2 separate regions of the Homo sapiens genome follow, and region 1 is linked to region 2. Evidence: chromatin contacts called from ENCODE Hi-C or POLR2A ChIA-PET data. All regions are on one chromosome and are shown on one strand. The core of a region is the stretch at or near the end of the contact, and the rest is flanking DNA. Distances in the headings are between cores, read along the strand shown.

Region 1 (4,403 bases), core at 1,847-4,346, 47 kb after region 2:
CCCATCTTTTCTCATTTTATTTAAACTGAAGACACTTTCTGGCAAGGTGTTAGATTGCCATCAAAAATGTCAGCCAAGGGCTTATGAAGTCAAGGCCTGAGAAACTTGTATCAATTTATGCTCTGGGTAAAAATTCATATGAGATTTAGCAGCCTAGCAGGTTCATTTATTATATACTCATTTGCATGTCCTAAACTAAAAACCTGCAAGGAGCTGTGTATAAGATTAACAAGAAAGGCCAAAGTGGCCTCTTCTATCCCAAGTAAGGATAAACTGATAGATGAACTGTGGAGGGCACACTAGAGTGATCTTCTTCCCTAGTATAAGAGCAGAAAAGAACTGAACATTTTCTGAGTTCCAATTCAAACCTTGATCAAAGATCCAATCAAAATGAACCTTACCAATAACAACGTGTATTGAATATTGAATATATACCAGGCTTTGTGCTAAGCACCTTTCGTTTATATTGACCAATTAGTCTTCTCAATGATTTCATCAAGTGGGTTTTATTATTTGCTCTATTTGATAGAAAATGAAAGAGAGAAACAGAAGTTCCCAAACTTCATTCAATATGCCCAAGCTTGCAAACCAGCAAAGACCGGGATTAAAGGCTGGGCAGTTAGCCTCTGGAACATCTGCCCTTAATGTTGGTTAGGTAATGAATCCAACATTCAGGAATATAATCAAAATGCTCATTGCAGGTTTTGTTGCAGTTTGAGACTCCTTATGGTGGCAGATAGTTAAACCTCATAGTACAACATTTTTTCTTCTTCTAGTTCCTGGTACAAAGAGAAAGCACTAGAATAATTAACTGGAAAATTCATTCTCCAAATGTTTTGCTTTGTACCAATAAATTGGATAGGTCAAGATGCCCTCCTGTCTGTCCCCTGGGATTTTGAAGAAATGTTTAAATCACTTTTGTATACTCATACCATTTGGGTGGAGAAAAATCTAGGGATTATCTAAGATTCTTAACAGCCGTGACAATCAGGATAAAGAACATGGCCATAAAGAGATACCCTGATGGGGGAATGGCAGGCTTTACTTACTCCTATGCATTTGATCTTTGCAGCAAGCTTAAGTCAAACTTACACTTCATTCACTAATATACAAAAAGATGCCCAACATCAGTAGTATGGAAGGGAATTAAAATTAAATGATGTTTTTTACATATCATTTCGGCAAAAACTTCTGAGTTTTGATAATATCGATCATAGTGAAGGTGAGGAGAAACAGGTACTTCCATAGATTGCCAATGAAAGGATGAATTGGAATGCCTATTCTGGAAGGTGATTTGAAAGAATTAAAAATGTATACCACCTGTGAGCCAGCAATTCTAGTTCTTGCTGTCTACCACCAGGAAACACTTATATTCACAAGAGTGTTCACTGCAGCATAATTTATGGTGCCCAAAATTGGAAATCGCAGAAATGTAATATGTCCATACCATGGAATATTACACAGCTCACGAAAAGGTAAATTTCTATGACTGACAACAAATAAAATGCATAAGACATACTGTTAATTTAGAAAACCCATACAGCATGGCATCATCCAATTACACACACACACACACACACACACACACACGATTGTATAGAAAAAACAGTGTGGAGGTACACAAAAGACTCAAAGATGAGACTACTTCTGGGGAAGTTCTAGGGATGGGGAGCAATAGCCAAGAGAACCACCCATCATTCAAAAAATATTATTTAGCACCTTCTCTGTCAGGCACTGATGCTACCCCTGTGATGAACAGACCAAAATCCTTGGGATCATGACGCCAATATTATAGTGTTAGTATTATTGTTAAGCATGTGTATGGAACAAGAATGAATTTATATATTAGTTGTAATTAAAAATAAATAAAAATAAAAGCTAATAATGAAATCACTCACAATTTGAGATAAACAAAATGTCAACTGATTATTTTGGATTTTAAGAGTACTTGCAAATATTCCCAACCACAAATGTTATATTGGTGGCTGTCATGAGGCTACTGTAATTCCTCAAATGGTCCCCTTTGGATGGTTGGCACAGACAGAAATGCATGCAGGAACAGTCTCATACACCTCAAACACCTGCACACAATTTTGACAGTTGCTTCTATTAACATTTTTGGGGAGCATCATTAGACACAAAGTAGGAGTAAAACCCAATCCAATTATACATATTTTCACAACAGATATGTACAGGAATAATCTTAGTGGCGCCATTAAGTGGCCTAAACTGAAAACTACCTAAATGTCCATCAGTGGTTGAAAAGATGAATAGTCTGCTATATTCACACAAAAGAATGACATACAGCAATGAAAAGCAATGCATTAAAATGAAATGTAATAATGGATGAATCTCATTGACAGTGGTGAATGAAGGAAGCCTGACTCAAGAGTAACACACTCTAATTCCATTTATTGAAAGTTCATTAAAAGGCAAAAATAACACATGATACTAGAAGGTGGAATAGTTGTTACCCTTAGGAGGAAGCAGTAGCTTAGGTGCATTATAAAGGCTTTGTCAGGCTCAGGATTGTTCTGCTTCTTGATCTGGATGCTGGTTGCCTGGATGTGTTTATGAATTGTGTTGAGTTTTACAGTTGCTACATGTAACTTTTTTGTAGGTATATCCTACTTGCATCACAAGCTTAGGAAAATAAAAATAAAAACATAAAGCCCTGAAATCCAATTTGTATTTTGGAAACTCATCTTTGTCAAGTCACATGCCTTCTCTGGGCTTCAGTTTTACCATCCAAAAAATGGGAGAGAAATTTGTTAGCTGATCAGAAAGGGCTCTTCCAAATTTATGCCTCTGTGTCTCACCTCTTCCATTCTAATAATTCATTCCTGAAGGAATTAAAAAACCTAGAGAATGAGGCTTGTAGAAGGCTTATAACATCACATGTGTCCCATTTTCAAGGCATTTGTTATAAATTAAAGACACAATCAATGAGCAACGGAAATTATGTCTTTCCAGGAAAATACACATAGTTAATTCTTTCCCAAAGTGCTTGTAGGATAAGTAGGAATATGCCAAACGCTGCCTCTATCACACGTCCTACAGTCATGCCAATCCAAACAGCCTGTGAGGGGAGAGTCAGCAATTTAGGAGGCAGGGCTGTTCCTGGGAGGAAGGAGGCAGCCACTATGCTCATGACTGACGACCTGTTTGCAAAGGCACTTCCTCTCTGAGGGGAGCTGGTTCATAATTTTCCTCTTACTGCTACTGGAAGTCCTTGAATGGCAATATCACAACTTGTACCCATTCACAACAGGAAAAGTTGACATTGGCAGATAATCTTGGCACATGAGGAGGAAAAGTCCAGTACTGACTGTCAGCTTCTGTATAAGAACCAGGAAGATAATTTCTATAGTGTATACTATGATGTAATCATTACACTCGAGGTTGGCCTTCAGCCAGGGACTCTTTTCCTTGTTGTATCCAAGCCCCACTGATATTTGCAAGGCAGGGACCCCAAGGAAATCAACTCAAGGCCCTGAACAGACCCATTGTGTTAACTCTATTTAAGCCCACAGACATGGACTCTTGGGAGAGTGAAGCAGCCTCTGATGAGCAGGGGTGTTATCCTGACTGTTCAGAAAGCTGGGCCTCACGTGAAGGGCTGGTTCTCAGAGGAAAGCTCAAATTAGCAGCTGAAAATAACCAGACACAAAATCTGATAGGGGTTCTCAGGTCATCTAGATCAGTTCTTTTCAAATGATCAGAGGCGAAGGACCAGTTTTGTTTCATTTTATTTGGTTATTTATTTGTAACGATTCACAGGCCAATACATTTTTTTAAATTCAAGAAAATTGAATGATTACAAATGGAATAAAGAGACAAAATATAAGCCCCATTTTTTATTAGTTTCAACAGACATTATTCTGTCCAGCGGCTATAAAAATTCAGAAATTGTCCTTGATCTAGGTGCTGGTTAAATAGATTTGTTTAACTTGTGAAAATCTGTGGAGCAGTAAGCAATGTCTGCAGGTACCCACTGTGAAACAGTGGTAGTCTGTGGATTTCAGGAGTGGTACTCATTGGAGATCTTCACACTCTGTCATGAGTACACTTTTTTGGGAATAACATAATGTTCAAAGTAGGGGAAAGGGTCAGTGGACAGATATTGTAATGAGGATGGGACCCAAGATAAGACAATGGAAAAACAGGTAGAAAAGTATTAAAAGTAATGGCAAAAACCACGATTACTTTTGCACCAACCTAATAAGAATCTCAGAAATCAAGACTTTAGTGAGGAAGCAATTTTTGATGATAATGAAGGAACCTGCTGTTTTCAGAGGAGGGAGGTCGAGGGACATCAGTAAATAACCAGATTAATTACCTAGAATGAAGCACAGAGATCTCTGCTCACTGGGTTCAGCAAATCCATAGGCTAAACAACCAAT
Region 2 (3,898 bases), core at 69-2,568:
AATGAATTAATGAATTCATTCCTCATTATGGAATGAATTAATGAATCTTCTACTCCTTTCCTTACTCCTTCCCCTAGTACTTTAAGCTTAGTGCTCTCTGTCACTTTTGTCTGGAGCACTTTTCTCTACCAGAAATCCATAAGAAACTCCCATGGGGGTCCTGAGGATGAAAGCTCAGAGCTCTCAGGGAAGTCCTCCATCTTCCAGTTTCTTCCTCTCTCTGCCTCTGCCCTGCTCCCTGGTTCCATTTCCATCAGCCTCTGGAAGACCTCTGTCAGGTACCTATGCGCAGCACATCACATGGCAATGATTCCCTGTGACATTGCTAAGAATACATAAGGTGCCTTGAGTACGGGGTGCTCAGATGAACAGGTTTACTTGCTTATTCATTTATTTTAATGTGCATTTGTAACATTGTAACCATATATCCTGCCCATAATTTCCCAGAGAATATTGATTAGGATGAATCTAAATTTTAAAATGAGAGAATAAAGAAAAATAGTAAGTAAATAATAGTTTGCTTTCTACGGTTTTATATCAGAATTTGTGCAGGTGGGGTGAATGTTCATATTTTCTGAGCACCAGGTGGGCCATTAACAGGCAGATGTGTTCTTAACATAAATGTCTTCATGTCCTTCTCCCTTCCTAGGAGGCAGCCCTAGGATGGCAGGGACAGGGTCTGAACCAGCCATGTAACTCCGAGAACTGGTGCTCAGGGATGGTTGGCTGAATTGAGTCATGCTGTATTGAATTTAAAAATTCTGTCTCAACATTAGCTTTCCCTCCTCAAAGCACTATTGTGTCTATTCCCTGGAACAGAGGGAAAGCAGGAAGATGGGAAGGAAAATCACAGCTCTGCTTCTCCTCAACACATCTCCAAGTGGTCCAAACAGACCACTGCAGAAGCCTAGCCTAATTGAATCGCACTGTTTGCCCTTGTTTATCTTCTTCTTCTTTTTTCTATCCAGCTCTAAAGCCTACTTATGGATGTGTAAAGAGCTTTCTTTGACTTTAACACAATTAGCCAAGGATTCTCAGAGCCTCTTCATCACAAGGGCAGGTTTCACCCACCCAAGCATTTGCTAACATCACAGAACAATGATGATTACCTAGCTAATGGTGGAGGGGCGGGGGTTACGGAAAGAGAGGAAAAGCAAAACATCAAAATTGCACAGAGGGAAAACTTAGCCAACTAACACCTGCCAGAAGAGACTAGAGGGTGGGGCTGGAGTAAGCAGGTTCCGCTAGACTCTTCCCTAGGGAGGCTGCTAAAGCTTCCCAACTCTGAAGGTCTTTGTGTGAGAGGTGAGGGGTGGGTGGAAGTGAGTGAGTCCTGCCTGGGAGGCAAACAAAGAAAGGAAAAGGGAAAGGCAAGGGTGCTTCCACTTCTCAAGGTAACATACTTGAATGAATCCAGCATTGAAATTAGCCCTAATCACTGGTGATTCATTTTGAAAAATCACAAAGGGCTTTTTCCCCCTCCGTTTCCGCTTTAGGGATTTCCCAGGCTAAAAGGGCAGCCCAGTTTGAGTCACTGGTTTTAAGAAATCAAGAAATGATAACGTGAAACAGATCAACTGCACTCCTGAGGGCTGTTAACCCCGTGTTCACAAGAATTATTTTAAAAATCGTTTATCTACAATCAAATCTGAATCCCTGTAAGTCCATGTACTAAGGTATTCCTGCCTTCTTTTTTGCACTGCAAAAAAGTTTGAATGGTCAGAGGCTCCACCTAGAAAAAGTGACAAGTTGAAATTATAATCACTTCTGTTTGTTACTTGTTACCGGGTATAATAAGGACCAGCTCTCCTTTATGGGGTATATGGTTAGGTATCTTTAATAGAGAGATTTCACTAGAGCATCAGTATCATTTCACTTTTATTTGACTAAAAAATAACAATGACCGTTTTTGAGTACCTAGTATAATCTAGGTCCTTAACATACGTCATTTCCTTTATTTCTCACAAGAATCCGATGAACTAAGTAACACTTCCTTGCTGAACAGTTAAGAAAACTGAGACCTAGTTAATAAGTGGCCCAGCCAAGATATGAACCTCAAGTTTTATCTGTTTCAAACTACATGTCTTTCCATTCCCCTTATTGTGTTTCTAGAAACTATAGAAAAGACTTAGGAAAAGCAAGAAGGAGTGGGACTCCGCACAGCAGTCAAGGGAAACACGACTTATCACACAGATCCGTAACATATGACACATCTTTTGCTATGAGATAACTGACCAAACTCATGCCCGAATTCACATGTGCCAGTCAGTCTCCACGAGTCTCCTTGGGCATGCGCCTCAGTGACCCCTATACGTTCCCCAGTCAGACGCCCTCCACCCACACTAGCACCATATTTATATTTATTATCTTGTTAATGGTTGGGAAGAGGGGAAGCAGCCATTTGTGGGCCATGCTTTTTCAACGATTTAATTCCTAGTATTTCTGAGCACAAAGAGTGTAATGCTCAGCAATCACTCATTTCCATGAGGATCTGAGATTCTGAAAAGAAAGTCCCACCATCATCGTGGGTTCTCTTTTGTCATTTCCAATTCCAGGAGTTTCTCCTCTCACTATGAAATAGTTGAACAGCCAGAGTCAGTATGGATGGAAAGAGGGAAATGCAGCTGACAGGCTCAAAAGCAGGCAGGAGATTAGCAAGGGAGGGGAAAGACGAGTCTTCCATGAGGGATCATTTTAAACATTCCTGCCATCTTGTTGCTTTATTTTCTAAGCATCAGTTTCAGTGCTTAATGATAATCTATGGGGATCATCTTCCCAGAAGCAACCTCCTTATTCATGGACTGTCTGAAATTGATTGCTCAATTTAGCCATGATAAAAATAAAGTACAAGTGCTTCATGTTCCATAATTACCAGAGAGAATAGCTTGGAGTTCTGGGGACCAAGTCAGTTCTGATGATGTCTCCTAACAAGTCCAAATCACGTTTATTACTGATTGCCCCTTGGAGAGCCAGTTCTAGTAGAAACTTTCAACTTCATAATGTGCTGCCACACATGGACTTCTTAGCTCCCTCTATCCCCAGGCCAAATACCAGGGCTAATGATTGCCCTTCGGTGATGTTGTCCAGACCCTCTTCAGCCCACTCTCACACTCTGCAGCATTCTTGCAGGCTGCTGGAAAACTGGAGCTGGGCTGGCTTATAAAAACAAGGAATTTGCCGCCTCCTTAAAGATCCCCTCCCCTCCCCTCAACATACTCTCCCTGGGAGGTTTCACATTCTTTGCATCCCCCAACTCCCCAAGCTTAGTACTGAGCCTGTGGCTTATGCTTGGGTGGAATTGAATTAAGGTAGAAAGGGCACATATTGTCATCATTTCCATTTACAGATGGTGAAATCAAGACCCTTAAGTTAAAGTCATTTGCCTGGTGTCACAAACGTAATTGAACATAACTGGTCAGGCTGGCAGCAGATGGAGTTCAAGTCTTAAGGAGTATTTTAGTGGTCATTGGAGATAAATTTTGAAGACATGGATAAGATTGGATGGTAGGTACCTAACATATCAGGAGCCTCAAAAGATAAGGGACAGCGTGGTAAGAGGAGATGGTGATGTGAAGGAGCTGTGGATAGGACCGCTTAGAGCCATGGGCTATCAATGACTAAGGAAGTGAAATTTGTCTTTGCCAAGCTTAATTGAATGTGAGTGTTTAAGAGTGTGGCTCAAACCATCACTAACTATGAGAAGGCTGGAGAAAAGATTAAATTTCTCTTTGCCCTATTCTCAACATTTCTAGATAATCAGAAAATCTAGATCAAGGTTTCCAACAGTGGCACTATTGATGTTGGGGACTGGGTAATTTACTGGGGGAGGTTGGCATCTTGTGCATGGTAGTATGTTGAATGCCATCCCTGGATTCTACTTGCCACATCCTAACACTGT

Evidence for each region. A loop is a pair of places that touch in the nucleus more often than their neighbours do. ChIA-PET counts read pairs that join two places held with the same protein, here RNA polymerase II (POLR2A). Pooled maps may share reads with other maps.
Region 1: a loop to region 2 is called in a map of endothelial cell of umbilical vein, with 4 times the contacts of the local background. The contact joins two enhancer-like sites. A Hi-C loop is called at or near these places in 5 of 168 maps with a recorded cell type or tissue (ascending aorta, endothelial cell of umbilical vein, gastrocnemius medialis and 2 more) and 3 of 50 pooled maps. POLR2A ChIA-PET finds 5 or more read pairs at or near these places in 2 of 52 experiments (activated T-cell and endothelial cell of umbilical vein).

Annotation. Positions count from the first base shown.
Region 1 is chr3:64,951,960-64,956,362 of GRCh38, forward strand. All of the region lies in intron 4 of ADAMTS9-AS2 (ADAMTS9 antisense RNA 2), which reads left to right. All of the region lies in intron 1 of LOC105377124 (a long non-coding RNA gene), which reads right to left. Among named protein-coding and RNA genes, the nearest start is that of LINC02040, 220 kb to the right of the region's middle. Within about 2 kb of position 3,097, at least 9 of the 41 ENCODE cell types and tissues checked have a DNase peak (open chromatin) inside an H3K27ac peak, as active enhancers do; they include endothelial cell of umbilical vein and heart right ventricle, where a contact is called at or near this core.
Region 2 is chr3:64,907,118-64,911,015 of GRCh38, forward strand. All of the region lies in intron 4 of ADAMTS9-AS2 (ADAMTS9 antisense RNA 2), which reads left to right. The region is part of intron 2 of LOC105377124 (a long non-coding RNA gene); the gene reads right to left. Among named protein-coding and RNA genes, the nearest start is that of ADAMTS9, 220 kb to the left of the region's middle. Within about 2 kb of position 1,319, at least 3 of the 41 ENCODE cell types and tissues checked have a DNase peak (open chromatin) inside an H3K27ac peak, as active enhancers do; they include endothelial cell of umbilical vein and heart right ventricle, where a contact is called at or near this core.